7 separate regions of the Mus musculus genome follow, and regions 2, 3, 4, 5, 6 and 7 are each linked to region 1. The links are chromatin loops, found by intact Hi-C in ENCODE. Cell type or tissue: heart. All regions are shown on one strand. Region 1 has its middle 88 kb from the start of Gm39602. Region 2 has its middle 13 kb from the start of Gm32080. Region 3 holds the start of Gm12031 (a long non-coding RNA gene). Region 4 holds the start of Rab1a (RAB1A, member RAS oncogene family). Region 5 has its middle 21 kb from the start of Gm39605. Region 6 has its middle 3.8 kb from the start of Spred2. Region 7 overlaps Spred2 (sprouty-related EVH1 domain containing 2).

The links. Peaks named below come from ENCODE experiments on the same cell type or tissue, not always from the same donor. Only the 100,000 strongest peaks of a DNase experiment are listed, where the experiment ranks them.
Region 2: a loop joins it to region 1, with 3 times the contacts of the local background. A loop is called at or near these places in 14 of 42 quality-filtered maps.
Region 3: a loop joins it to region 1, with 3.0 times the contacts of the local background. A loop is called at or near these places in 4 of 42 quality-filtered maps.
Region 4: it touches region 1 in a loop (3.0-fold over the local background); 4 of 42 quality-filtered maps call a loop at or near these places.
Region 5: a loop joins it to region 1, with 4 times the contacts of the local background. A loop is called at or near these places in 17 of 42 quality-filtered maps.
Region 6: a loop joins it to region 1, with 4 times the contacts of the local background. A loop is called at or near these places in 29 of 42 quality-filtered maps.
Region 7: it touches region 1 in a loop (3-fold over the local background); 3 of 42 quality-filtered maps call a loop at or near these places.

Annotation. Positions count from the first base shown.
Region 1 is chr11:19,829,039-19,833,038 of GRCm38, reverse strand. No RefSeq gene overlaps it. Among named protein-coding and RNA genes, the nearest start is that of Gm39602, 88 kb to the right of the region's middle. In heart, a CTCF peak has its summit at 2,209 (motif pointing left); DNase peaks (open chromatin) are centred at 2,328, 3,838 and 4,000; H3K27ac peaks cover 334 bases.
Region 2 is chr11:20,050,324-20,054,323 of GRCm38, reverse strand. No RefSeq gene overlaps it. Among named protein-coding and RNA genes, the nearest start is that of Gm32080, 13 kb to the right of the region's middle. In heart, no CTCF peak of the experiment used is centred here; no DNase peak of the experiment used is centred here; H3K27ac peaks cover 839 bases.
Region 3 is chr11:20,189,502-20,193,501 of GRCm38, reverse strand. It overlaps Gm12031 (a long non-coding RNA gene), which reads left to right and starts at 660. Exons shown (of 4, transcript XR_872276.2): 1 at 660-981; 2 at 1,409-1,588. In heart, a CTCF peak has its summit at 2,256 (motif pointing left); a DNase peak (open chromatin) is centred at 221.
Region 4 is chr11:20,199,107-20,203,106 of GRCm38, reverse strand. It overlaps Rab1a (RAB1A, member RAS oncogene family), which reads right to left and starts at 1,695. Exons shown (of 6, transcript NM_008996.4): 1 at 1,455-1,695. The coding sequence starts at 1,477. In heart, a CTCF peak has its summit at 1,971; a DNase peak (open chromatin) is centred at 1,956; H3K4me3 peaks cover 2,673 bases; H3K27ac peaks cover 2,373 bases.
Region 5 is chr11:20,398,857-20,402,856 of GRCm38, reverse strand. No RefSeq gene overlaps it. Among named protein-coding and RNA genes, the nearest start is that of Gm39605, 21 kb to the right of the region's middle. In heart, a CTCF peak has its summit at 1,764; a DNase peak (open chromatin) is centred at 1,866; H3K4me3 peaks cover 721 bases; H3K27ac peaks cover 556 bases.
Region 6 is chr11:19,918,610-19,922,609 of GRCm38, reverse strand. No RefSeq gene overlaps it. Among named protein-coding and RNA genes, the nearest start is that of Spred2, 3.8 kb to the left of the region's middle. In heart, a CTCF peak has its summit at 2,041; DNase peaks (open chromatin) are centred at 2,189 and 2,989; H3K4me3 peaks cover 2,058 bases; H3K27ac peaks cover 1,581 bases.
Region 7 is chr11:19,962,900-19,966,899 of GRCm38, reverse strand. The region is part of intron 1 of Spred2 (sprouty-related EVH1 domain containing 2); the gene reads right to left. Among named protein-coding and RNA genes, the nearest start is that of Spred2, 40 kb to the right of the region's middle. In heart, no CTCF peak of the experiment used is centred here; DNase peaks (open chromatin) are centred at 399, 1,509, 3,019 and 3,899; H3K4me3 peaks cover 550 bases; H3K27ac peaks cover 3,846 bases.

The sequences.
Region 1 (4,000 bases):
AGATAGCCATTGTTGGGCGAGCTGGACCACAGCCTGTGAGCCATTCTAATAAATTTCTACTTATATACATCCATTCCATATCTTCTGTTCCTCTAGGGAACCCCGACTAATAAACTCAGTACTCTTTATTGTGCACTAGGCAATAGAGATTATAGACCAAGAAACATCAGCTCACAGGAGGAACTCCAGCTGAGGAGAGAAAGAGAAGCCAAGAGTGATAAAGTTTAACTAAGGCATGTGTCTACAAGGCTGTCTATGCCTACCCCAGGCCACCCTAGGCTGTCTAGGGATGTGTCTTCAAGTCTGTTCACTGAAATGGGATTCAGGGCTTCCATTGCTGATGGAGCTATAGCCTAAGAGTCTCTTTCGGGCCACACATTTCCTGGCTGTGAATGGAAAGTGTTCAAGTGATTGAAAGGTGGTCTGTGGCCTGGGGAACAAGCCCGGGATTAAGTAAGTCATGTGTGTTCTATTATTTTATAAATATTACTGTAATTAAAATACAGGCATTGAGGGGCTAGAGCTATGACTCACCAGTTATGAGTTCTCCTAGTGCTCACTGCTCTTGCAAAAGAATGGGTTCCGTTCTCAGCAGGCACATGAGATAGTTCACAAGTGCTTAAATTCCAGCTCTGAGGAAGTCTAATACAGCATCACCTGCCCTTCTTGCAAGTGCATGTGCACACACACACACACTCATGTGCACATACACACTCATGAGCACATAGACACACAGAGATGTGCACACACATACTCACGTGCACACACACACACACACACACACACACACACACACACACACAATTAAAGACAGGGTAAAGCTGCAAGGGCGGATTATCCTACACCTCCCTCCCTAAGCTTCGGCCAATATTGAATCGGCCCCCAGCCTGCTCCAGTCCCTGTGGTTCCTGCCTCTGTTCCTCCACTCACAGATGGACACATGGCCACGCCGTCTTCAAGGCCTAACACTGAGTGTCCTGCAGCCGCCAAGCGAGTCCCCCTGCGGTCAACATAATTCCTTAGTGGAAAGGCCTGTGGGGGCTTCCAGTCCCTTCTGCTGTTCAGCATGTGTCCCAGGTAGGGTCAAGAATGGTGGCATGGGTTGAGTGAAGGGGCTTAGTGGGGACTTGTCAGTTGGTGACACAGGTTGTTGGATTCTGTTCCCAGAATCCTTGAGATTGGACTCCAGCAAGTTGTCCTCTGACCTCCACAGAAGAGCTTGGCACATATGTGCGCATGCACACCCCTACACAGAAATTTAAAATATATACTAAAAAGAACTATTTTCATCAGGCATGTTGCCACATGCCTAGAATACAGGGCTTGGGAGGTAGAAGCTGGAGTTCAAGGTCATCTTTGGTTACGTAGCCAGTTCAAAGCCAGCGTGGGCTACATGAGATCTTATTTTGAACAACAGAAAAGTCAGCTAGCCATAGCAACAACAGCAAAACTCCCAAACAAACAAAGCCTTATAAAAAGGAGAATTGTAATTTCTATATTCTAGTATTTCATAGCTTAAACTGTTTCATCTACATGCCAATCATCTAATAATTCTCCTACAGAATTAATCTGTTACTTTTCTTATACTCTTTATAATAAAAGAAATCAATAAACACACTTATACAGGTTGGCCTTGTATTGCGTGTTTGTTATTCCAGGGCTTAGAGGGTAGGGGCAGGAGGATCAGGGGTTCCAGGCTTTGATACGTAATGAGTTCGAGGTCATCCTGAGCTAGGTGAGACTGTCTCAAAAGCTAAAATCAAGGGCTGGAGAAATGGCTCAGTGGTTAAAGACCCGAGTTCAAATTCTAGCACCCACATGACAGCTTATAAGTGTCTGTAACTCCAAGATCTGACACCCTCAGACAGACATACATGGAGGGAAAACACCAACACACATAAAATAAAGATAAATAAAAAAATTTAAAAAGAGGAAAAAAAAAATTAAATCAAGCATTACCACCACTACCAACCCCTCCCCCAACCCCCACAACAGAAAACCAAGACGGCAAAGATCTGAAAGTCTTTTCATGTTTGCCAAATTTCTATTGTGTTAAAACAAGTTGCCAAAGATTCCAGGGTTCTCCAGAATTTCTGTTCACCAGAGTTCCGAAAATACTGGATTATTAGTTTGAGCTCAGCTACTTCGCCTGTTTGGTAGCCAGCGCTATAAGCAGAGGCACAAACAGGCGCGCTGGCTCCCTCTCGTGGACAGCATGGAGAAGACACGAGAAGAAAAGGGTGTAGAATCCCAAAGCAGTGTTTCACTGAAATAGACCCAAGCGATGTGGTCTGTAAACCAGCGTCTGAGGAAGTGTTGCATTTTGCTGGATAAGGTAAAAAGGACGGTCCACTGGAGGGGGGTTGTAAGACTTATAAACGGAATGTGCAGGTAGTGAACCAACAAGCGTCAGCCACTTGTTCAGCTCAACCGCAGTAAATGTTCCTGTGAGGGGAAATTCCCAAAACCAAACCCCATAGGGATCTTTCTCCTCCCTCTGTCGTCTCACAATTGGGAGACGCAAAGGGGATGCCAGAGTTCCCTCCGACCAGGGATCCCCAGTATAGCTTGGTCCCACCTTAGCATCATGGGGCTGCCTGGGCAGGAGCATGGGACCCCATGTCTCTAGCTCATTTCCTGTCAGGTGTTCTACTTAAGCCATCCAGCAGCCCTAGAGGGCTTCCAGGCCTCTCTGCCAAATCGAAGAGACTGTGTGCTCAGGGAGATTGGTTGAGGTCTCAGGCTTTTTCTCTCAAAAGGCCCGTGGGGGCGTGAGGTGGGGGAGGTGTTCTTGCTCACCTGTCTGACATTCTCTTTTGTGGTCTCTAGGTTGTTTTTGTCTTAGTTTTCTTTCAATACTTGGCCTCTTGTAGTCCAGGGTAGTCTCAACCTAGGTAGGCAGTAGAAGATGCCCCTCCCTCCTTCCTGCCTGCCTGCTGGGGTTACAGGTTCCTGCTCTTTTGTTTAGATGGTAAAGAGGCAGAAATATTTCTAAGTACTAGGACAGCTCATGATAGTGGCACTCACGAGTACCCAAGATCCATCTGCCTCCCGACTTAGTGTGGAGGTCACTTACTCCAGAAAGACCCCCGTTGAGTCCCCCAGGCACCATGAGGCAATTCTGTCATGATTCTGTGGGAGAGGAGGCATTCTAGAGGAAGTGATAATGTGAACAAGCTGAGCTCTCTGGTTAGCTGCCGGCAGCTGCCTGTGAGGATGATCTGTCCTCTCAGCTCCCTGCTGAGACAGGGCCCTGCCTCCCTGCTTTGGGTGTGTCAGCCCAGAATGCCTTCCAGGGGCTGTAGGGGCCTTCCCCAGCTTCTCCCTGCCTAAATGCCACTGCGGTGCTGTGCCTGCAAGCCTCCAGCTGAGGAACGAGCTCCTTTGGGGTGGGTGGATGCCAGGGCTGGATCATGTGCAGGCAGGCAGAGAGGCGCATGGATGCAGGAGAGAAGGAGGTGGCTGATAATGGGCAGTGGGCAGGGGAATGGGGAATGAGGAGGTGTGGGAGAGGCCTGATGACCCGCAGTCAGGTTTAGCCAGGTGGAGGAAGAGGGCCTGCTGGGGAAGGACTTTGAAGGAGTAGATACCTGGAGGTCAACTCTGCAGCCTAGCCTGCGGCCACTTGGAGTCACTTCTTACCACTTCATTGGCTGACCAGAGCTCCAGGCCTCCAGGCAGCAGCTGTGTCGTGGGTCCCCTGCTTGACCCTAGGGTTTCAGGGAAAGCTTCCCATAATGAAATTCTGGGCTGAGTTTCAAGAATGAGAAAGGATGTTCCAGGGAAATAGAGCACCCTACTTAGATGTGGGCAGGAAGGACCCTGCCTGTGTGCTAGGCTGCGGAGGGCATGCCACGCCTCTGGGATGTGAAGTCTGCAGAACTGTGAGTGGGCACATTCCAGCCCAGCTACCCGTCGGGGAGCCCTGGAAGCTTGAGGGTTGGTGCTTGGAGTGAGGAAGGACAATAGTCGCAAATGTCACGTGGTCATCGAAGAGGCC
Region 2 (4,000 bases), 220 kb before region 1:
ATTTAGCTGCTGACCCCTTGAGAACATTTTGGTTTATTGAAACCAGCCAGTGGCTTTGCTTAATTGGGAGTTTTATAAAAGAATGAAGGCAAAGGCTTTCCTCCTAATACTTGCTCAGCAGAGACTCAGACGACTCCCCATGTGCTCCCCAGAGAGCCTACTGTGCGCTTGGGAACACAGCATTGCCAGAATCATAGAATTGTATAGTTCTGCACTTCTAGACTAATCTGTTTAAAGCGCTTTTGTTTCAAATTCTTTTGGAGGAAGGATTCTCCTTTCTAGATTTATTGCCTTTTGGAGGTAAAAATGCATCTTGAATTTTTAGGAGACCCACCAGAGGTCAGCATACTGGAGGTAGCTAAGAACAATGGGGATGTGATAGACAGTCGTGGTGGTCACGTTTACTGAGTACTAAGTACTTACATTGGTTTTGTTTGTTCTTGGTTTTGTTTGTTTGTTTCAGAGAGTGCCTCAGTATGTAGCCTTGGGTGGTCTGGAACTCACAATGTAGACCAGGCTGGCTTTGAATTCAGTGATTCTTCTGCCTGGAACTGAAGGCATGTGCCACCATACCCAGATCTTACTTTATATATACATTTTTAAAACAATGTCTGAATATTGAAAAACCTAAGAGAAATCTGTTTCTGGGACTTAAACCAAGCCCTTTCCCCATCCGCAGCTGCTTTTGTTTGGTATTCCCATCGCATGGGAAAGCATTTAATGCAGGTGGTAACCCCAGCTCTCCCAGGAGCTGTGGCCTTACAGACTCCTGCACCTCTGAAGCACTCTCTTGCTGCTTATTTTTGGTTTGGGTTTATTCTGTTTATCCTACACATCCTTCCTTCCTGCCTGCCTGCCCTCTGCTCCTCGGGGCTTTTAGAGATAGGCCAACCACTAATCATGTCCTTCTGCTGCAGGGACAGCAGACCCATATCTGGGCTCCTGTAAGTAACACAGCTATTTAAAACAGTATCTCTCCTCGCAGCATGGAGACGAGGGAAAATGTCCTGGAGCTTGAAATCAGCTGTGCAGTAAGTAACACAGCCACTCGTCACAGAAGCAGTTACGGTTCCCACGGGGCCGTGTTCTCTTGCACAGTTAGGCCTCTGTGGATACCTTCTAATGGGATGTTCCCACGAAGGCAACATGGAGAGCTTGCTTACTGCTAGGCCAGCTGGACACAAACTAGTCATCAGAGAAGAGGGAGCCTCAGTGGAGGAAATGCTCCCCTTAGACGCGGCTTAAGGCATTTTCTTAATCACTGATCAATGGAGGAGGGGCCAACCCATTCTGGGTGGAGCCGTCCCTGGGCTTGTAGTTCTGGGTTCTATAGAAAGCAAACTGAAGCCGGATGTGGTACATGTCTCTAATCCCAGCAGTCAGGAGGCAGAGGCCTGTAAGTTCAAGGCCGGCTTGGTCTATAAAGTGAGTCTAGGATAGTCAGGGCTCTGTTACATAAAGAAACCTTGTCTCAAAAACAAAACAAAACAAACAAACAACAACAACAGAAAGATAAAGAAGAAAGCAGCAAGCTGAGCAAGCCAGTTAGCAGCACCCCTCCATGGCTTCTGCATCAACTCCTGCCTCCTGGTTCCTGCCCTGTGTGAGTTCCTGCCCTCACTGCTTTTGAAGTGGAACTGTGGGTGAAATAACCCTTTCCTCCCCAAGTTGCTTTTGATCATGATCTTTCATCACAGCAACAGTAACCTTAATAACCTCAACCTCAGGGAGTTAGTTCCACAGACACAGGCAAGTTCTTGGTTCAGGCAATTCAAATGTTTCTCCTCACGGGTTCTTCTCAGGGCCCATCGGGATTCCAGTGGCCACTGCTAACTTAGCTACCATGCTTTCTCTAACTTACCTTCCTGTTTTGAGTAAAGAGTTTACAGAAACCTGGAACTCATTTGTCATGTTCTGATCTAAATCTAGGGCCTCAGACAAGGTTGAACAACTCCCAAGACAAGGCCACAAATTCTAAGGACTCTGAACGTGGCCTCCAGGCTCTCGATGCCTGTGGCCAGGAGGTCCCTCGCTTGTTCTCAGGGAATCCACGTCACGTTCTCCATGGACTGGGCTTACTAAAAACGAAAGAGCAAACGCTTGTGAAGTGTTTCACACCAAAGTGCCTTCAGCTGGCCATAGGAGCACGAGCCACTTGAGGCCTGAGCTCACTAAACACTGCATCAGGTTAAGGTAGACAGAAGGAAAGAGCCGTTCCTGGGGTCCCTGATGAAAGGCAGGCTCAAGGTAGGCTCCAGGACTGATGCAGACTTGGAAAGAGGAGAGCCCCAGAGACTGTCTGGGTGGGGTAGGAGAAGAGTCCCCGTTTCCCATCTGTAAAATGCCAGCTCTAATGTGTGTGATGAACTGTTATGTCTAAACTAGTGAACATACTGATTTTTGAAAAGTGCAAAGGTGCAATCTCTTGAGCAAGGCACTCGTTAAGAGTAACTGTACTGGGCTGGTGAGATGGCTCAGTGGGTAAGAGCACCCGACTGCTCTTCCGAAGGTCCGAAGTTCAAATCCCAGCAACCACATGGTGGCTCACAACCATCTGTAATGAGATCTGACTCCCTCTTCTGGAGTGTCTGAAGACAGCTACAATGTACTTACATGTAATAAATAAATAAATCTTTAAAATAAGAGTAACTGTACTAGTTACCACACGGGGACTTTCTCATTTCAACTCTTTTTTTTTTTTAAAGCATTTGTTACACTTTCTTACTCATTTTGAATATGTATAGACTCCATGATGCACCTGGCTGAGGATAAGTTGCTTCTCTTCTTCCACCATGTAGATCCCTGGGATCAAACTCTGGTCCTTAGACTAGGCAACAGGTGCCTTTTCCCACTGAGCCATCTCCTTGGCCCTAGTATTTATTTTTCTGGTTCTGGAGATTGAACCCAGGGCTTTCTAGTCTTCTACTATTTGAGCTATAGCCCTTGTGTCTGTCTGTCTGTCTGTCTGTCTCCATGTCTCCATTTTCTCCTGCCTTGGTCCCTGGATGTGGGTATCACAGGTTTGTGAAACCATACTTGGCATTTGCTTTGGTAATGTAACATTCACTAGGGCTTGCATTGCCAAACTCAAAAGACAGTTGCTTCACAGCACTTAGGCAGAGGCAGGTAGAGCCCTGTAACACTGAGTCCAGTGGGGCTACATAATAAGACCTTGTTTCAATAAATAAAAATTTTAAGAAGATGAACTTTTCCAGCATCTAAAAGCATTATTTTGTGCATCTGTGATGTAGGGTTGGTAACACACTTGTGTCACTGTGTGCATATGGAAGTTAGAGAACAGCTTTGTGAAGTTGGTTTTCTCTTTTCACCTATGTGTGAGTCTGGGAATTGAACTTGGGTCCTTTGAACAGGCTTGTGTGACAGATGCTTTATCTTGCTGCGCCTTATCACCACCTCTATATTTGTTTGAGACACAGCTGTTCTTCATGACACCTTCATGCCTTCAAAACCAGTACCACCTGGGTGACTCTTACACATTACCAAGTCCAGCCACAACATGAGGTACAACCTTGGCTATCTCTGGAACACAGCTTCTTTGTGCTTCCAGAAAACAATTCCCAGATTTCACCTCAGTGATGCTGGTCTCTTCTTAATTCATTGCTAATTTCTTAGCTCCAGCTAACCAGCATTAATTGTCCCAGTAGTTCCTTCCGTTCTTTCTTTGTTTGTTTTGTTTTGTTTTTCGAGGCAGGGTTTCTCTGTGTAGCCCTGGCTGTCCTGGAACTCACTCTGTAGACCAGGCTGGCCTCAAACACAGAAATGCACCTGCCTCTGCCTCCCAAGTGCTGGGATGAAAGGCGTGTGCCACCAAGTCCGGCTAGTTCCTTCCATTCTTAACTCTAGAGCCAGAGTGACATGGCTGAAGTTGCTGAATTCTGCTGCTTGCAGGAACTAGAACATGACTATTACATTATCACTAGCTTTATGTTTTCCAAATCCTTCACTGCCTAAGCTCGGCTGTCCTGGATCTTGCTCTATA
Region 3 (4,000 bases), 360 kb before region 1:
GCAGCCTTTATCTCCTCTCCAAACTTGCGGACACTCTCCTATTGCCCTTCACCTCTGCTTCCTCCAGGATGGGAAGGTAGAACCCTTGTGGCTCTGGCATTCCTGTATTCCTTCAGCTGAGACCTTTTCTCAGGGAGCAGGGTGGGCTGCACCAGCCTGTATCCTTAAGTTCTCATGAGAGGACAGCACACTGGTGCAGCACAGGAACTTGGAGAGCATCCAGTTCAGAACCACTGATTCTTTTTAGACAGGAAGCCAAGCCCAGAGGGAAGTTAATGGTCTTGTCTCCTGACTCTCCCAAGCTCTTCCTACTGCTTTATAAAGGAAGTATCAGAGACCACTAAGGAGAGAGAATTTGGTAGATGTGGTGGCATGTGCCTGAAACCAATAACTGAGAGACCGAGGCAGGTGTACCACTGCAAGTTTGAGGCCAGCATGGACGATGTAGAGTTCTAGCCAGTGAAGGCTACTTCTTGAGACTTTGCCTCAAACAAAAGGCAATCAGGGGCTGAGTAGATATGTCAGTGGTTAAAAGAATGTGCTGAGCAAGTGTGAGTACTAAATGTACCAAAACCCATGTAAGGATGCGTGTAGTGGCTATTCCTGATTGTCAGATTGACTGTATTTGGAATGAACTACAATCCAGAATTGGAGGCTCACAAGTGATCCTAATCTGGAGGCTGGGAGATACAAGTTTCTGATCTGGATCTTGGCATGGAGATCTTGAGGCATAGCGGCTATGAATTCCATAAGATTAAGACACGGAGACCTCTGAGTTCAAGGTCATCTGGGACTAAAGTCATGGTGGCATATAACTTTAATCTAGGCTACACCTTCTGCTGGAGACCTACATAAGGACATTGAAATAAGGAAGATTGACACCCTTTCTCTCCTTCACCTGCTTGCCTTGGACTGGTAGATCCTTGGACTTCCATTCACAGCTGCTGCTGACCATTGTTGTTGGGAGTTGGACTGCAGACTGTAAGTCATCAACAAATTCCTTTACTATATAGAGACTACTGATAAGTTCTGTGACTCTAGAGAACCTTGACTAATACGCTGGGATCACATACCTGTAATCTCAGCACTGCTATGGGCAGTTGGGAGGCAGCAGGAAACTCTCGGAGCTTGTGGGTCAGATATCCTGGCATAATCAACAGCAACAACAGTCTGTCTCAAGGTAGAAGATAGGGACCAAGACCCAAGGTGGTTCTCCAAATTCCTCATGTGTGCCACAGCACATACATGCATTGCATCTCCCCAGCTCCAAGGCAGCTAAGAGCAACATTTAATTGGGGTTGGCTTACAGATTCAGAGGTTCAGTCCATTATCACCAAGGTGGGAGCATGGCAGCATCCAGGCAGGCATGATGCTAGAGGAGCTGAGAGTTCTACATCTTGTTCTAAAGGCAAACAGGAGAAGACTGTCTCATGGGCAGCGAGGAGGAGGGTCCCAAAGCCCACCCACCCAGTGACACACTTTCTCCAACAAGACCACAACTACTCCAACAAGGCCACACCTCCAAGTAGTACCACTCCCTGGGCCAAGCATATTCAAACCACCACGTCATCCTATAGAAACTCCTATAGTAAGTACCCTGGTGTGGTAGCTTATATAATTCTAGAATTTGGGGGATGGGGTGGGGGGGAAGGAAGAGAGTCAGGAGTTCCAGGTGAGCCTGAGCTATATCAAATTCTGTCTTCAAAAAAAAGAAAGAAAAAGGTAACTCTATAGAGGAATGGGAAGATGCAGCTTAGTGGTAGAAGTTTCTTAGCAAGCAGAAGCCTCAAGTTTGGTCCCCAGAATCACAAAAGGAAAACAAGGTAAAATAATTTTTTTTAATTTATTTTATTTTTATTTTTTATTTTTTGGTTTTTTCAAGACAGGGTTTCTCTGTCTCGCCCTGACTGTCCTGGAACTCACTCTGTAGATCAGGCTGGCCTCGAACTCAGAAATCCACCTGCCTCTGCCTCCCGAGTGCTGGCAAGGTAAAAATTTTGAAAACCCAGAACATCTTACACTGTTGTATCACGAGTGATTGACATCTAGACTGAATATTTCCAGGTTGTTGATCTTTTAGTCAAAGAATTGTAATAAAGGTGCAAAGAGACTGCTACATAGCAAGAAAATGTTACCAAGACTGGTGAGATGGCTCAGCGGGTAAGAGCACTGACTGCTCTTCTGAAGGTCCTGAGTTCAAATCCCAGCAACCACATGGTGGCTCACAACCACCCATAATGAGAGATCTGATGCCCTCTTCTGGTGCATCTGAAGACAGCTACAGTGTACTTATGTATAATAATAAATAAATCTTTGGGCCTGAGCTGAGCAGTGTTGACCAAAGGGAGCAGGGCTGACCAGATCTAGCAGAAGTTGTAAAAATTCAATTCCCAACAACCAAATGAAGGCTCACAACCATCTGTATAGCTACAGTGTACTCATATACATAAAATAATTTAAATAAAAAAAGAAAATATTACCAAAAACAAAGCCCTAATACCAATTATAATTATGCTATCAAAAGTGACAGCAGTCTACATGAACAAGAGTGTATGCTAGGCCCCAGGTTATTACATGGGGCTTCTTTTATGGGCTCTAAAGGAAGTGGGGGTTTGCTTGGGCAGGGCCACTGTTTTGGTTGACAGATGGGTTATATAACCTTTCTTTACCGTGCTTGTCCCATCCTGTGATGTCTCTAATTTTAATCATATGCATACCTAATTATATAGGCATAAGACAGCAAATCAGGATTTTTTTTTTCTTAAAAGTTCACTCAGGGGACACAGTCTGCTCTATTTTACATGTGCCCAAAACTAGTTCAGAACAGATCTGCCCCTCACTCCCCAAAGATTGAATGGAAACCATCTACAAATAAGGGTTGTCTTGAGAAGAGAAAACTCTGTGTTTGAAGTGTGTGTGTGTGTGTGTGTGTGTGTGTGTGTGTGTGTGGTGTGTGTGTGTGTGTGTGTGTCTGTGTGTCTGTGTGTGGTGTGTGTGTGTGTGTGTGTGTGTGTGTGTGTGTGTCTGTGTGTGTGTCTGTGTGTATGTGTGTGGTGTGTGTGTGTGTGTGTGTGTGTGTGTGTGTCTGTGTGTGTGTGTCTGTGTGTGTGTCTGTGTGTATGTGTGTGGTGTGTGTGTGTGTGTGTCTGTGTGTGTGTGTGTGTGTCTGTGTGTGTCTGTGTGTATGTGTGGTGTGTGTGTGTCTGTGTGTGTCTGTGTGTGTGTGTAGCTCCCTGAAGACTGAGTAACAGATTTCTAGGTACAGTGTGAGGAGGTGGGTATGTATATAGACCAAACAGGTTGCTAAGCGTATGTTTACCTGTCTCAGTGAGGAGGTATTCCTGGAACTGGGTCAAAGTAGAAGGGTAAGAAGGTGGGTTTGGTAGTGCTTGTCAGTAATTCTAACACTTGAGACACAGAGACAGGAGGATCAGAGTTCAGGGCCATTCTTTGCTACACGGTGTGTTCAAGGCCAGGCTCCACTGCATGAGAACTAACCAAAACAGACTGACAAAGTAGAATTTTTATCCACATGGGGTTTCTCTGTTTAACAGTTCTGGCTATCCTGGAACTTGCTCTGTAGATCAGGCTGGGCTCAAACTCACAGAGATCCACTTACCTCTGCCTCCAAGTGCTGGGATTAAAGGTATGTGCCACCATGACAAACTGGCCACAAGGTGAAAATTTTTTTTCTTGCTTTTATTTCCTTCTTAAGACAGGATCTTAGTATGGAGACCAAGCTACCCTCAAATTCACAGAGATCTACTTGCCTCTGGCTTTGTCTCTGCCTCCCAAACCCTGGGATTAATGATTTCCCCCACCCCCACCCCATCCCCACTTTGTTTTCATCAAGAGGCTCAACCTGAAAGTCTTATCTGGAAAAGTTGCTTCTGCACTCCTCAGGGACTTGGTTTTTATCTGTTCATTGAGCCATCCTACCCCATCAATTATAATCTAAGCATCTATTCTTTACAGCATTGTGATCAAAGCTGACCAGGTC
Region 4 (4,000 bases), 370 kb before region 1:
GAGTTCAATCCCTGAAGCCACAAAGGAAGAATAAGCTCCCAAAAGTTGTCCCCTGACCTCTGAAGCAAGCAAGGTGACACCTGTGCACCTGCAATCACAGGCATCACACACACAATAAAAAAAAGTATGTAAAATTCTACCAAGATACTAAGACCTCTGCTTAACACAAACGGAAAAACCATTTCAGTATTAAACCAGTCTTAGAAAACCTGAACTTAGAATGTCTTTTGCAAGAGTCATGTGACACGCACATGACAAGTCAGCCGAGCTGATGGTTGGACCTTTCATGGGGGCACACTTAGCGGTAACTGACCAAAGCAACAAATAAAGCCCAGCTTTTACGGCAATAGTGATTTCTCTTATTAAAAACCAACAAAAATCCCTCTCCCTTAAAGATTTCTGACACTAAAGTATAATAAAAATGGCATCTCTTAAAGTTATTTTCATATATGGAAACCATAGGAGAATTTTGGGTTCAAAGAGAGAGCCTAACAATGTCTATCCAAGAAAGGAGAAGCGCAGTTCCCATGAAAGGTGCCAGGTGTGTCACATCTGCTACAGTGACTTCTTGAGTAAGCAAGAAAAAGGAATGCATTAACTTTTCATGACACGTCATGGAACCTCATTTCCTATCTACAGGCATTCAAGCAGGTAATCTAAAACCTACATACAACTCTATCATCAAAGGCCCCATTAGTTTCTTTTCAAAACTGTCTGCAAACTTGTACTTTAACTTGGTGGTACCAGGAAGACATTTCTAGTTTATTTTTAGTTCAGTTTTGTTCTTCTTTTTCTTCTTCTTAACCTACTGGAGACAAAAGGTGACTGGGAGACTCATGTCTCCCCTAAACCAAAAATTTCACAAATGTCCAGGATTTTGTAAGGGTCACGTCTCACAAGTCTCACAGAACTCTCCCAGGAGACAAGCCCAAAAGAAAACTAAACATTATAAATAGCTCCTCACCATCTCCTCATCCCCCTCAAGCCCACGCAGTCCCAAGAAGCATCCATATTACCTAAAACCCAACAGGGAGAGAGCTCTAACAAGCTCGGGATTTACAAGTAAAGCCGACGCTGACAGCTCCGCAGAGCCGGCGCAGGGTCTGACAGTGCCCTCTAGCAGAGCTCTCCCACCTACCTCCCCTTAAAACCAAGTCCTCCTCCAGCCGTCACTGCCTCCAGAGACGCGCCCCTCCTGGCTACTGTCCGAGGCCCTCTCCCCAACGCCCAGCCGCGGCACCTAGCTCCCCGCCGGCTGCGGTCGGGACCCGGCCCGCAGGCCCGACCCCTCCCCGCTGCGCTGCGGCCCTCGGCCTTCAGACAATGGGGCCCTCAGGCTGCTCCGTCTCCTTCGCCCGGCCGACCTTCCCGGCGCTGCGCAGCGAACCTCCCGGCGGCCCTCACCCCCGGCCGGCCGCTCTCACCCCGGCCCGCCCCGGCTCTCCTGCACTCACTATTCGGGATTCATGCTGGACATGTCACTGCAGCTGCCGCCGCCGCCGCCGCCACCACCGCCCTTGCTGACGCAGCCGCCGCCCCAACTCTCCGCGCCACAGGTAATGGAAAGGGAGGAATGAGCTAAGCTGTTCCGGTAGAGCAAACGTCGACCCCACTCCGACCCTTAGAACACAATCAGCAGCCGCCGCCACTCAGTGATCGCTTCCACCCAAAATGGCCGCCGGCGAACCAGGAACTGGGGAAGCCTAGGCCAAGGGGCCTGGCGCGGCCCAGAGGGCGGCAGCGTCGCGGGGCACGCTGGGAAAGAGAGTCATGAGCACACCGCGCGCTGGGCAGCCCGACCGGGCCGAGGGCTGTCTGCACTCAGCTTCCCACTAGGCCCCGCGCCCTGAACGCATGCGCACTTTCGAGCTTGTAGCCCGCCCCGTCCCGATTCCCTCACCCCCACACCCCGCCCTTCCTGCTCCCCTCCCCGCTGGCCTGCTGGCTAGGACTTCGCTCGGACTCCCCCTAGCGGATTGGCTAAGGCCGACCGGGCTGTGTTGATGTCATCAGTGAGACGTGGCAGCAGGGCGAGTCGGTGCCCCATCGGGAGGGGAGGAGGAAGGAACTCGGCGGAGGGCGGTGCCGCAGCAGAGGGGGAGGGGGCTCCCAGGAAGCCTGGGACAGTGAGGAGGGGTGGAGACAGCTTGACGAGCTCTGCTCAGGCAAGACCACAGGGGCCATCACCATCAGGGTCTGAGGCTGCTCTAAGGACAGCAGGAAACTCAAGCGGCCTCTGTAGACCTTGCGCTTTCTCACTCACCCGACTCCTTCTCTAATTTTTTTTTTTTTTTTTTTACCGTTTTACTCTAGCAACTTGATGTTGCAATAGCTGCAAATGGACCCTGTTCTAGTCTCTCTTCTGCTCACACAGCCAGATTTCCCTGTCTGAAACTGCTCCTCCATCTCGACCTCCAACCTTTAACATTGTGCTGTTGAGACACAGGCTAAAGTCAGCCTTAACCAGTCTTCTCCTCCTACTTGAGGCCTAGACTTAAAAGTTGAATTGTTTTCCGGGATAGGGTTGGGTTGGGTTGGGTTGTTAAGTTTTGTTTTTGTTTTTTTTGAGGGGGGGGGGTTGCAGTTGCTTTTGCTGCTCTTTGTTTTTTATTAGTACTAATTCTGTGTCCGTCTGCACAACTGGGCAGTAATAAGTATTTTTTTTTAAGCCATGAAACTCTTCAGTACGGACTCCAGAACTAATATTAATACATTTTTTTAGACCTAATGGTGTCAACTTTAATCAGCTCAGGAATTTAAATCTCCGCTAAACTTTAACGCATTATCTTGCGTTATTTATTACAAAGGGCATAGTATAATACACTGACCAAAGTTTATCTTCCAACTTGTTCTAAGCAAGAATATTATCTCCTGGGGCCAACTGTAGATTTACTTTTAATTTCTGAATTTCTGTGACATCAAAATATGCAAAAGAGGCTGTTCTCATGACTAACCATATACTCAGAACATATTTACACATCCCTCTGGCGTTCCTCCGTGTGTCCTGACAGCCTCATCAGACCACACATACATAGTTTTGGGAGTTTTCTTGTTATTGTCTGGGTTTTGGTTTTTGGTTTTCTGAGGCAGAGTTTCTCTGTGTAGCCCTAGCTGTCCTGGAACTCCCTCTGTAGACCAGGCTGGCCTCGAACTCAGTGTTTCCCTGGCCTCTGCCTCCTGGGTTCTTTTCCATACTAACTTCTGAAATGACCCTAGATGGAGGTTTACAGCCCTGGACCCTAAAGCCCACCATACTTCCTCTTATCATTTCACAGAATAAAAACTCTGAAGTGTCCTAAACTCAATTTTTCAAGCAAAAATTTTGTTGTTATTGTTGTTTTGTTTTGTCTTAGGATTTATCATGTAAGCCAGACATAGCATGCCTTTGACCCCAGCCCTCAGGAGGCAGAGATGGGTGCTTCTCTGTGAGTTTGAAACCAGCCTGGTCTACATAGCAAGTTCCAGAACAGAGCTACATAGTGAACCTCTGTCCCAACACCCACCCCAAATCTGTCATTTAATTTTATGTATGAGTGTCTCTTGCCTGTGTGTGTATGTGTGTGTGTGGTGTGCCATGCATGTGCCTCTTGGCCTCAAAGCCCAGAATAGGGCATTTGATACTCTGAAACGTGAGTTATAGTTGGTTATGCTGGGTTCTGGGAACTGAAAACAGGTCCTCAGCAAGAACAAAAAGTGTCCTTACCAGAGAAGCCATCTCTCCAGCCCTAGCTGGGGTTTTATTACTGATATTTTAATATAGACTTAAACATAAAGATTAAGGAAGAAAGCAGACACTCAGAAAGAAAAACACTATGGAGTGCACTACCCCCATACATACAGATACTACCACCAAAACTCCATTTTTTAAATCTCTGTCTCTTTGGAGATAAATTTGCTCCACTTTCATTGACTATTTCATTTCCCAACAAATTATCTTCTAGTAACCTTTAACCTAGCTGACAAACAGAACAATGTGAAGTATATGTAACAGTTCTTCCTT
Region 5 (4,000 bases), 570 kb before region 1:
AACTTTATAGGGGGGTTAAAAATATTGATTTACTTTATTAATTGATGACATCCAATTTCATGTCCAAAATTTAGGATTCACACACACACACACACACACAATTTAAAGAGTTCACTAAAATGTTTAGCATTCCCTAAAGAAAGGAAATTATACAGAGCTGAGATATAGAGGAATATGGAGGGCAGAGACCAATATGACTGAAGAGTCAAGAAGAAGACCCTGCCATACCCACATGTGGCGGTTTGAATATGCTTGTTCGTGGGAAGTGTCACTGTTAGGAGGTGTGGCCTTGTTGGAATAGGTGAAGAAAGTTTGTCACTGGAGGAGCAGGCCTTGATGCTCTGCCCAGTGCAGAGAGTCAGTCTCCCAGCAGCCTTCAAATGAAGATGGAAAGCTCTCAGCTCCTCCTTCACCATACCTGCCTGGATGCTACCATGCTTCCTGTCTTGATGGCAATGGACTGAACCTCTGAACCTAAGCCAGCCCCAATTAAATGTTGACCTTATAAGAGTTGCCTTGTTCATGGTGTCTCTTCACAGCAATGGAAATCCTAACTAAGACACTGCATGTGAATATGTCTGAGAAACTGTGCTGATTTATACAGTTGAGATTTTTATTTTTTTGTCCTGCGATAGCCAGCCCCAAAATGGCCCAGAATGGCCCTGGAAGGTACTTAGATCTTTGGTATTGTCCTCATCCATACTGGGGCAGAGCTAGTCCTTACAGCCAGTAGGATACAGAAACAAAGGCACACATTTCATCTGGAGGCCGTCAGTCTGAGGCTCCAAGCCTCACAGAAGCACCACGTTCTCTCCTGACCCCTCTGCCTTTCATCATTTGATCTTGGAGTGGGGACTTTTTATGAACATCCCTAACAAAGGGCCCACCTGTGAGAAGAGCCAACAGCCACATCTGTGAGCTCAGAAGTGCACTCTTCAGGGCCTGTCAAACCTTTCAAACATTTGGCTGCCACCTCTTGAGAGTCACTGAGTTGGAAGCCTGCCACTGAGGCGCTCTCTGTAACTGCGGGAGGACAGATGTTTTGGGGATAATTTGTTGCACGAATAATAATTATTAGAACAAGTTTTCAGTTTCAGATTCCATGTAAGGTACACACAGTTGGTCATGGATTAGAGGTTCAACTATCTAAGAATCAGATGTATTTACAAGCCAAAATGGTGTCTCTATTGAATGTGTAGAAAAAAGATTTTTCTTTTGTTTTATTCAACAATAGGATAATATTATATACAACTACTTTCTTAGAACTTACACACCATTAAGTATTCATGCAATTAGTGACGTAGAGATAATCTAAGTATGCGGATGCATGTGTGTAGATTGTAAATGCTGACCGTAGCGTAGTGTTAGATAAGGGGCTTGCACAATAAGGATCCCCCAGTGAGACTGAATAATGACTGAGTATTGCTTTATCATCAGAAGAAAAATGTTTTAAACAATCAATCAAGAACACCCGTCATTACAGTAAGATAACGGACAAGGGCTTGGCTATCATTCTGGATGCTCCTGGGAAGAACGGTGGAATCAGTGGGGCTGATCAAGGACTTCCTATGGTAAAGAATTCTCCAATAAGAATGGAGATAATCTGAGGTTGTTACAAGATAATACAATGATCATGGTGCCTAATGCACAGCAAACGCGATTCAAATATATTTGCAGGTTGCTATTTGGGGGAAACCATGCTATTTAAAGTGTCTCCCACAAGTTTGATGTCAACGCAACGAGACAGAAAGGCTATTTCCTTCCTTCATCACAGGGTGGCACTGTGGCACCGACTTCCTTTCCACCGAGGCCCGCTTCCAGCTGGTAACGAGGCAGGAAACCAGTTCCCTCCCAGACTTCCAAGGCTTGCGCGTCGGGTTACCAAGAGCGACCCGGCAGCCAGACACCCTCCAAGCATTCATCCGGCAGATAATGAGGAAACAGGCCCGGGCTTTGTACTCAAAGTAAGGGCCAAAGTAAGGGCCCCACAAAGAGTTCACTTCTATTAGAGTCGTACTGGAAACAGGAGGCTCCTGTTGGAGGCTGGGGGTTCGGGGTGGGAGGTGGGATGTTAGTGTTCTAAATTGGTTCTCAGTGCTGAGGCTCCGCATTCTAGCACTTAAGCTGCGGCCCTTCGGGGGTTGGGGGTGCGCGAGCGCGGGGCGGGGGTTGGGCGTGGCAAAGAGGGTTGGTTGGTTGGTTGGTTGGTTTTTGCAGTATTTAGCTATATCCCCAGCCTCAGAACTCAGTTTCTAAATTGTCTCAAACTTCAGTCTACATCACAGTCACCTGGGGACTAAACAGTTCAGCTGCCTGGCCCATGGCCTGAGAATTTGCATTTCAAACAAGTTTCCGGGGATGCTGAGAGGCTGGTTCACTTCCAGACCTGAAAAGACGCTTCTCAAGCTGTGACCCCTCTACTGTGACGCCCAGGCTCTCGGGCAAGCTCCTTAGGCCACACCTGGGTACTTGTTAGAAGTTATCACGGCAGGACCAAAGACTGATCTTCCCTGCTATATCCAGAGGGCAACTCTCAAGCCCCACTCGCTGGAGAGAGTCTTTCTAGCCGATGCCACCAGTCCAAAACAGCATCACTTCCAGCCGGAGTCTGCATGCATGGTCTCGAAGGAATTGTTGAAAATCCCACACCCAGGCCAGACAACTTACATGGACAGAAGGCAGTCAGAGTCCTGAGGAGGGTGCCTCCCCAGAGCACTTCTCTTGCTGTCATCACACTGATCAAAGCCTATCTGGTCATAAATTCCAAGCTTTGACATTTATCCCAAAATGGTTTGAGGCCAGGAGGCTTGATAGCTCAGACCAATAATCCCAACTACTCTAAAGGCTGAAGCAGGAAGACTGTAAGTTCAAACCTGTTTAAACTAGAGTGAGTTCAAAGCCAGCCTGTGCAACTTAGTGAGACACATTGCAATATATTAAACAGTAGAAAGAGAGGACCGTTGGTAGAGTGCTTGCCTACTTCATGCAAAGCCTGGGTTTGATCCTCCATGGTGAATTAGCTGGGAGTTGGGGTACATGCCTATAACCCCAGCAGTTGGGAGACGGCAGCAGAAGGACCCAGAAATCCAGCAGCTTCATGGTCAGCCCGGGACACATCAGCTGCTGTCTATTAATAGCAAAAACAAAAACAAAAAAACCCAAAAAACAAAACAGTGAATGAACTCGAGGCTCTTTCCTCGAATGTGCAAGGGGATTCCCTTGCAGCTAGAACAGTTTCATTCTTCTCAGTTATTGACAGCCACACAGTCATTGAATTTTGTATTTGTGTGACAAACATAGATTCCTAGATCCATTGGTGAGCCTTATCCCACACCACCAACTCCAGCTTGTTCTGCTGCCCCTCCCCATCCCCCACGCCTCCTCCCTTCCCCATGCGGGACTAAACCCAGGCCCATGCTAGGCAAGCACTTTACCCCTGAGCTGCATCTCCGTGCTCTCTATTTCTTTCTTTTTATTAAGAAGACTATTCAGCCTCTCCCACAACTTTCACTCCAAATTCTAAAGCAGAGTGTTCTATGAGAAGTTTATACTCGGGGATTAACAAACACCAAGAGGACATATTTTGTGGTACAGCGACTCTGAAGACAACTTTTGAAGTGTCCCAAAACACTAAACACAAACCTGATGTATACACTGGCCATTCTGAGTAGTTACTGGACTACCTGAGCTAATTGACAATATATGTATCACAAATATATATGAATGAATGTTCATAATAGCCCTATATAGAGCCGTTAAAACTAGAACAACCACAGTGGCCAACAACAAGTGGCCACTTGTTGAATACATACATTCAGGTATATTCATTAAATCAACCTACCAAAACAATGATGCAAGCCAGGTAGTGGTGGTGTACACCTTTGATCCCAGCACCCTGCAGGCAGAGGCAGGCAGATCTCTGAGTCTGAGGCCAGCCTGATCTACAGAGCAGGCCCCAGGCAGCCAGGGCTACACAGAGAAACCCTGTCTGTAAACAATT
Region 6 (4,000 bases), 90 kb before region 1:
TATAATGAGTTCCATGCCAACCAGACTACATGATTAAGACCCTGAATCAAAGTAGTGGTCGTGGTGATGATGATGATGATAATCAGCAACAACTAAAACAAAACCCATACACAAAACAAAAGTAGCCCTCTTAGAGGTCTGTGTGTATTGAGAGTTCCACGGGGGCTTGAAAAATAAGAGTTTCACCTTTGAGTCAAGTAGAAACCAGTGGTTTCATGCTTTCCACAACCATGATCTTTGTGGATACACATTGAGGTTCAACACTGGATTCTGAGTGCTCATGACAAGTAGTGGTAAGGACGCCAAACCTCGAGACCTGCATTTTGGTTTTCTCTTAGAAGACCTGAGGTCCTGACAGTGAGGTCTCTGTTAATTCTTCAACTTTTACAGGAATAAACAAAGCAAACCTTATCTTTCTTCATTTTTTGTTTGTTTGATTTGGGGGGTATTTTTATTTGTTTGCTTGTTTCTGTTTTGTTTTTTTTTGTTGTTTGTTTGTTTGTTTGTTTGTAGGCCGTGAAGAAAGTGAGACATACTGGGTGTGGTGGTAGACACCATTAATCTTGGCAGTCTGAAGGTAGAGGCAGGTAGATCTCTTGAGTTCAAAGCTATATTAGTCTACAGAAAGAGTTCTAGGACAGCTAGGGCTAAATATTGAGACCTTGGTTTAAAAAAAAAAAAAAAGACTGGGGGTTGGGTAAGCTGTAGAGTTGCTTAGTGGTTAAGAGCACTGGTTGTTCTTTCAGAGGACCCAGGTATGATTTGCAGCACCCATATGTCTGCTCACAACCTTCTATAACTCTAGTTCCAAAGATCTGACATTGTCTTCTGGACTCCAAGAGCATGAGGTACCCAAGCAATGCATACATAGTTATACATACAGGCAAGATACCCATACACATAAAAGAAAATAAACATAAAACAAACAAAAAGCAGACCCATTCAGAGCTAGGAGATAGGTTAGTATGAGGCTTACTTGTCATCCGAGGGCCTATGCTCCTTCTTTAGCACCCACATTTGATGGCCTGCAATTATAATCCCATTGTTGAAGAGATGGAGACAGGAAAATTCCACAGGGCTTACTAGTCACTTCTGTGGTCTGACAACTTTCAGATTGAAAAGCAAGGTGGATGACTCCCAAAGAACAATAACGGAAGTGTCTAATGAATTACTTGGATCACACCGATCTATTTCTAGAGTTTGTTGTAACGTCTCGGGATTTATTTGTTTTGATTTGTCCCACTGATGTCTTATTTTTTCTTATTCTGTTACCCCCACAAACTATAATAAAATCATGTCCTTTCTCAAAAAAAAAAAAATCGTAGACATTCGAAAATAAGTAAGCAGGGCGTGGTGGCGCAAGCCTTTAATCCCAGTACTTGGGAGGCAGAGGCAGGTGGATTTCTGAGTTTGAGGCCAGCCTGGTCTACAAAGTGAGTTCCAGGACAGCCAGGGCTACACAGAGAAACCCTGTCTCGAAAAACCAAAAAAAAAAAAAAAAAAATATTAGTTTGTCCCAATCTTAGATTTAGATTTCAATTCAGAAGCATTATAACCATCAATCGGGGCACGGTAGACTCGAGAGACTGAGACAAAATAATCACTGTCCGTTGGAGTACACAGTTCCAGGCTAATGTGGGCTAGAGTGAGACCCTGACTAAAAAATAAAACACAAGTCACAAAACAACAACAAACCCAGAGAATTTGGGATTTTTGTTTGTTTGTTTTATTTTGTTTTGTTTTTTGATACAAGACTACGGTGGCACAATCTTTTATCTCAGGAGGCAGAAGGGTCAGAAGTTCAAGGTCATTGAGTTCCAGGCCAATTTGAACTACTTGAGACTTGAGTCTTTTAAAATAAAGTGTTTACTCAGTAAGATCTTAAAACTTCAAAAGTACTATCGATCTGCTCACAACTTCACGGAAACCCAGCACAGTTGCCTGCCTCTTAACTCCACAGGCTGGGCAGGGGAGGCCCCGTAGCTCTTTCCTTTCCCAGGGGCTGTGGGAAAGCCCGGAGCGCCCCTCGGCGGCCGGATCTGCAGGCTCTGCAGCGGGGCAGCTCCTGCTTTTCGAGCCGGCGGCCCTGTGGGGCGCAGTGCGGAACCCGCACTTAGGCGGCCGGACAGCCGGCTGCGCGTGGGATCACAGGCCAGGAGCCGCGGCCTCAGGGCTGTCCTCGCCTCACCCCACTCTGCCCCTTCAGTATTTCTCAATGACCGGCGCTCGAGGACACTTCCGACGCGGGGGAGGGGTGCCACTCGCGCGCCGGTTTATCAGTTCCTTCCGGCCGCGCCCGGGCCGCTGCAGCGCCTGCATCACTATGCTCGGGCGAGCAGCCGCGGGTACCCGCTGTGCCAAGGGAGCCGAGGACTGTGCAGACGTAGTGAGAGGCGCCGCGGCCCTGCAGGGTGAATGGCTCGGGCCCATTGCACAATCTCCGGTATAATTAGCCAAGGGCGGCGGTGCAGGGCTCATCCCCCGGGCAGCATACTCCGGGATCATTTTCCCTTTCGGTTGCATGGCCGGGATTTTATTAAACAGACGAAAGGCCCCCGCCCCGCCTCCCTCCACGCTGGTGCAAGTATTATGAATGAAACGCCAAGCCCGCTGCTACTGCGGTCGCCACTTCAGGTAGGAGGGTGGCTCGACCGTGCTCAGCAGCTCACCAAAGGCTCGGGTATGCATTTGCTCAGCAGAGTCAGAATGCAGGAAGTAATCGACGGAGCGAAGAAGGAAGCATTCTTTGTGTAAAAAATGTAACCGCCAGGGTTTGCCCCAAGTTTCAGTTTACAACTGTACAAGCCTCAGCCAGTTTAAGAATGGGCTATGCAAAGGGTCTTTTCGTCTGTGGCAGCTCACCTTCTAGCTAGCCGCAGCTCGGTGGGAAGAGCTGTTTCTGGCAAGTTACTACCCAATTCTAGCCCTTCCCCCACCCACTCCAGGAAAGATGGAGAAGGCTGACCTTGGGGTGCACTCCTGAACTCTTTAACAGGAAGCAAGTGGATTGCAAATTGGATCCTGGCAGAGAGTCAGACCGAGAGGAGGAGAGGAGACAGAGAGGGGTCCTCCCCTAATCTTGCGGAGGATCAGAATTTCTGAGTCAGGCTGGGTACGTGGCCCAGTTAGTAGGGTGCATTGTAGCTTTTATTGCGCATGAAGCCCTAGGTTCGACTCTGCAGCCCCTCATTAATCCGGCCTGTAACCTCAAGATCATCTTCACCTACACGGTGAGAGACACGGGAGTCCTTAAGGTTTTCTCAGAGGAGACAAAACAAATGAATGAAGACTAATTAATTCAGAAACTGCAGCAACTGAAGCTGGAGCCATGTCCGTAGTTAAATGAATTTTAAATCTTGCTTGTGTGTGTGTGTGTATTTAACAAGCATGTGAAGGAATCCTTTGCCACCGCCGCACCCCCCCACCCCACCCCCACCCCCCCACCCCCCGTTTTAGCAGTCTCTATAGCCCTAGTTGGCCTTCAAGTCAGTCTGCTTTTGCCTTCTGAGTGTTGGGCTTAAAGGCGTGCACCACCACATAGGCCTAGAAAAATTAGTCCTAAAATTTAGGACATCATTTCTTTCTCTCCCCCCAACCCCTACCCCCTCTCTCTGTCGTGGTTCTGCCTCATGAATGCTGGAATTACGCGCACACACCACCACTTCTGAGCTCAACTAGATTTCCTTTTTGCTCATATGAGCCAGTATATTTGTGAAGACTGAACCGAGGTCCAGCTGCTGGGCCAGCATTCTACCACCTAGCCACGTCTGTAGTTTCTCTTCACACATTATGACTTAAACAAAGGAAAGACGAAGGCCAAGGAGAGGAGCCTGGCTTGCAGAGCTGGCTGGTCCGATCCTCACCACCCTTCTCTCTCAACCTCCCGAGTAGCTGGGCTGCCACTGTTTCCCATCATTCCTTGCTGCAGCTTCTTTCACACGTGGGTTTTTAGTGGGTGGGAGGCCATGGTGAAGGCAATTATTTTTCATAGCTGCTTAAG
Region 7 (4,000 bases), 130 kb before region 1:
GTGGCATGGCAGGCTTCTGTTGTTTTTTTTGTTTTGTTTTGTTTTTTTTTTAGGTGGTATATAGTTTGGGGTACAGCCTGGCTCCCTGCCTTTTCAAAGCTCCTGGGTAATGCCGATGTACTGCGGTAGTTAGGTATCAGTGCTGTGAGAACCTGTTGGGACTCAGTAAGAAGTGGGGGCATGTTGAAAGGACATTGGTGGCTGGACACTGGCTTCCTGAGGCCAGGACCCCGGGACTGAGATCTGGGCCAGCTCCTTTGAATTACTGAGGCCAGGAGGGATAAACACTAGAGCTCAGTACAAACTAGGGAGTTGGTGGACTGAATAAAGCCAGAAGTCAGGCCTACTCTAGATCCACATTCCACTGGCTCCACACCCCTCCTGCTTACATGCGCATTAAGTGTCAAAGTGTGTCTGGTGGAGATCAGCCCAGGCCTGGACAGATAAGGTCCTGTTTTAACTGGCTGAAGGGCTATAAACATCCAATAGCTATAGCAGCCTAAGAGCTGGCCTTATTCAGGTAGAGAGGAGCAAGCAATTCCCTTGGGTCAACAAGCTTCACAACACAAGGGACTGTGAGCTCCTGTGGGTATCATATTTTGATGGACAGCTGTGAGCCTCTGCCCACTTTCTTGTGGTTACATCTAGTGTCGTCCTCGGGGCTTTGGAGAGATGTGTCTGTTGAGGTACTTTCTATGTTAATATAGACAAAACTTTTACAACAACACAGAAAACAACACAGAACGTGGACGAATGTCCCCCTTTCACAGAGAGGAGTGAGGCCCAGGCAACCTTGGGTTAGTTTACTATGACTGAATCAATACAATGGTTGAACCAGATCCAACCAAACGCCAAAGCCATGTGCCCAATCCTTAGACCCAACCTTCAGGAAGGTCTGAACATGGCACCTCTTTCCACTCACAGGAAAGAACCCAAAGGTTGCTTGACCACTCTACCTTCCCTAGTGAACCTGAAGGTACAACCTTTGATTTGCTCAAATACAGGACTCGAGTTAGCCCTACACTGTGTGCCCACATCCTGCTTCATTGTGGGGAAACTCATTTGCGGGTAGGTGCTTTGTCTACAAACAGGGAAATAACAGTGGCTACTTGGGTATCTTGGCGTTTGTTCTGTTAATTAACTTTGTGCCATGCTTGTATACCCCAATCATTCAACACATGCCTGCTCCCATCTAGCTGAGATTTAAAAAAAAAAAGGTTAAATATAAAACAGACCACAAAGTGGGGGCAAAAATGTAGTTGGTACAGGGGTACTGTACGGGTCAGCAGAACAGGGTTTGCCCTGTAAACACGTTCTCCTGGACTCTGGGTCAATATGGAGCTCTTCATTTGCAGCAGGGAATTATCTGGGGCTTCAGCCAGCAGCTGAACTTCCCCTTGTTCCAGAAATGCCGGCAGACTGAGGAGGGTGAGCCCAGCGAAGGGACTTCTGTACTTCCCACAGCAGGAGTTTCCCAGGCCTCACGTCTACCCTGTGTTTCCCCAGCGCATGCTCATTCACTCCAAAGGCGCGCCGGCACGTATGGGCAGATGAGGGTGGGGTGGAGTAGGATGGGGACCAGGAATAACATACAATGGGACACAAAAGGACTGGGGACCCACCACACACAATTTGCTCTGCAACAGTGGTTTCAGGGTTCAACTGAGCACTGAGTTTCTAGACAACCAGCCTGCAGTGAACGGATCAAAGGTAACCAGCCGTAGAGTCTGACCCGGGGGCAGGAGCGCAGGAAGACCGTAGGCTCTGAAAAAAGGTTTCCAGGAAGGAGACTGATCAGCAAGGCTGACAAAGGAAAACCAAAACAACTCTGTGCGTGTGCGTGTGTGTGTGTGTGTGTGTGTGTGTATGTGTGTGAGAATTAACTGTCAGCCTACAGGAATCGCTGTCCCAACCACTGTCCTAGGAAAGTCTAGGTTTAGGGATAGGTCACCACTCAGCTAGGCCAATAGGGAGACAGCCCAGAGACTGTGTACCTGTGAATGCACCACACCACACAGAAATGGAACAAGCCATATCCACAATTTGAATTTTTTTCCTTAGAGTTGTCATAACTCAATATATCTAAAATAGTTTTGTTCCCACAGCAATCAAAATAATTACTAGTAGGGTGTCTAGCATGTATTGTAATAAGGTAATGAAATCACACCACCTCTCAGCCCACGATGGCTTGTTTTAAGGGCTCAGAACCCAAATGACTAGTGGCCACAGACTTGGTCAGTGGTCTGGGGGCAGTCACTCCCAATGGTGTCACCTGGGTCTCTGATAGGAGAGGTGGTGGCACGTGGCGGTAGCGTTTAGAAAATGTGGCTGCCCCAGGCCCACCTAAGGCCTCAAAGAAAGGCAGCTGGCCTCCCTCCAGGTTCCACTGTGGCACCAGTCAGGTCACCTCAGCCTCTGTCTGTCAGACTCAGTCAAGGAAATTTGTATTTTAAAGTACTCACTGGAATGCTGGCTTGGGATTTCTAAGCATAAAAAGCAAGGGAGACTCTCAGGGGTAGGTGTTCCAGGGCCAAGGAGTTAAAAACACTAAGGCTATTTGTCCCGTCCCCTCATCCCCAACTCTTCACTTTTCCTCTGACTTCTATGTGCATACTTATAACACACACACACACACACACACACACACACACACACACATACACACCCCTGTAAAAGGACAAACCACAAGCACTGAAGGTCATTTCTCACCTGTCTGGGTCTCCTATGACTTGGCTGGAGCCTTCATCCCTGGGATTCCCAACTGAAAACCTTTCAAAGGCTGACATACCAGGATGGAAAAAAATTCTCTTATCATTTGGAGAAAATAATTTCAGGCTGGGTGGATAAACATGTACAGGAAATGCTTCTATAGAGGTCTTGATCCTCTGAAGATTAACACCCACGGAACAGGAGACCAGCCTCAAACTCAGAGGAAATAGGCAAGTTATAAAAACAGGAAGAGCAGGAAGTTTATTTTTGGATGAATATTTGTTCTAGTGACGCTCGCTCTCGACGCTGACAAGAACCTTGATCCGCAGGTCGTCCGCTGCAGCTGAGCGGCTGCGCTCCGTGGCTCCACAGAGGGCCTTGCCTCACTCCTGCATATCTGCCTCACTGCCCCTGGCTCAGGACTCCTCTCCAGCAGCCCCGTAGTCCTACAAGATCTCTAGCTCAGGCAAAACCTCACCCACCCCAGCCCCAGCTAGCCGAAACAGACTATCTCTGCAAGGCTGTCAATGAATTGCTAATGGTTGGTATCCTCCCAGTGTTGCAGCGTGATGGCCTCAGCTGCCCTCAGCAGACTGGTAACCTATCCTGTTTTACACTCAAGAGTTTCAGCCCCAACACACACACACACACACACACACACACACACACACACACACACACACAAATAAGAATTTCAAGATCACAAAAGAGCATTACACCAGGTGCAAGGCCGAATGTGACAGCACAGCTTACACCCGGGCCCTCGCCCATGGCTCCCTCTTGGTGGGAGTGGGGGTTGAGGGGGTGCTACTGTCGGGAGCACTGGTTTAGAGCTGTTTTATTATTTACCTCTCATGCCTCTCACCTCATTAGACCAAGTGCCCCAGGGCCCCACTGCTTAGCCATCACTATGCTCTCTCCTCCACCTGCCAAAGAAACCACCAGGCACACAGTAGGCTTGTTGTGACTTCTACTCAACAGTCAGGAGGAATTTTGCTCTCCACTCCTCTCACCTGTAGAGTCTCCTATGACCTTGGCAGGTAAACCCACAAAGGGAAAATAAGAATCTACCTGGCATTTTCCTTTTACTTAGGAGGAAAGGGCCTGTCCTCTAGAGCAGCAGAGGTCTTGAAAGGAAACTCCTCCCATCAGCCACTAGACGAAGCCAGCTGCCAGACACTAGCTGTGCTGTTGACTCTGATAGCCGTTTCACGGGTGCACAGAACAGCACAGCACAGCATAGCACAGCACAGTGGGTGGAGAGACTGGGATGAGGAGTCTGCGTTGCTCT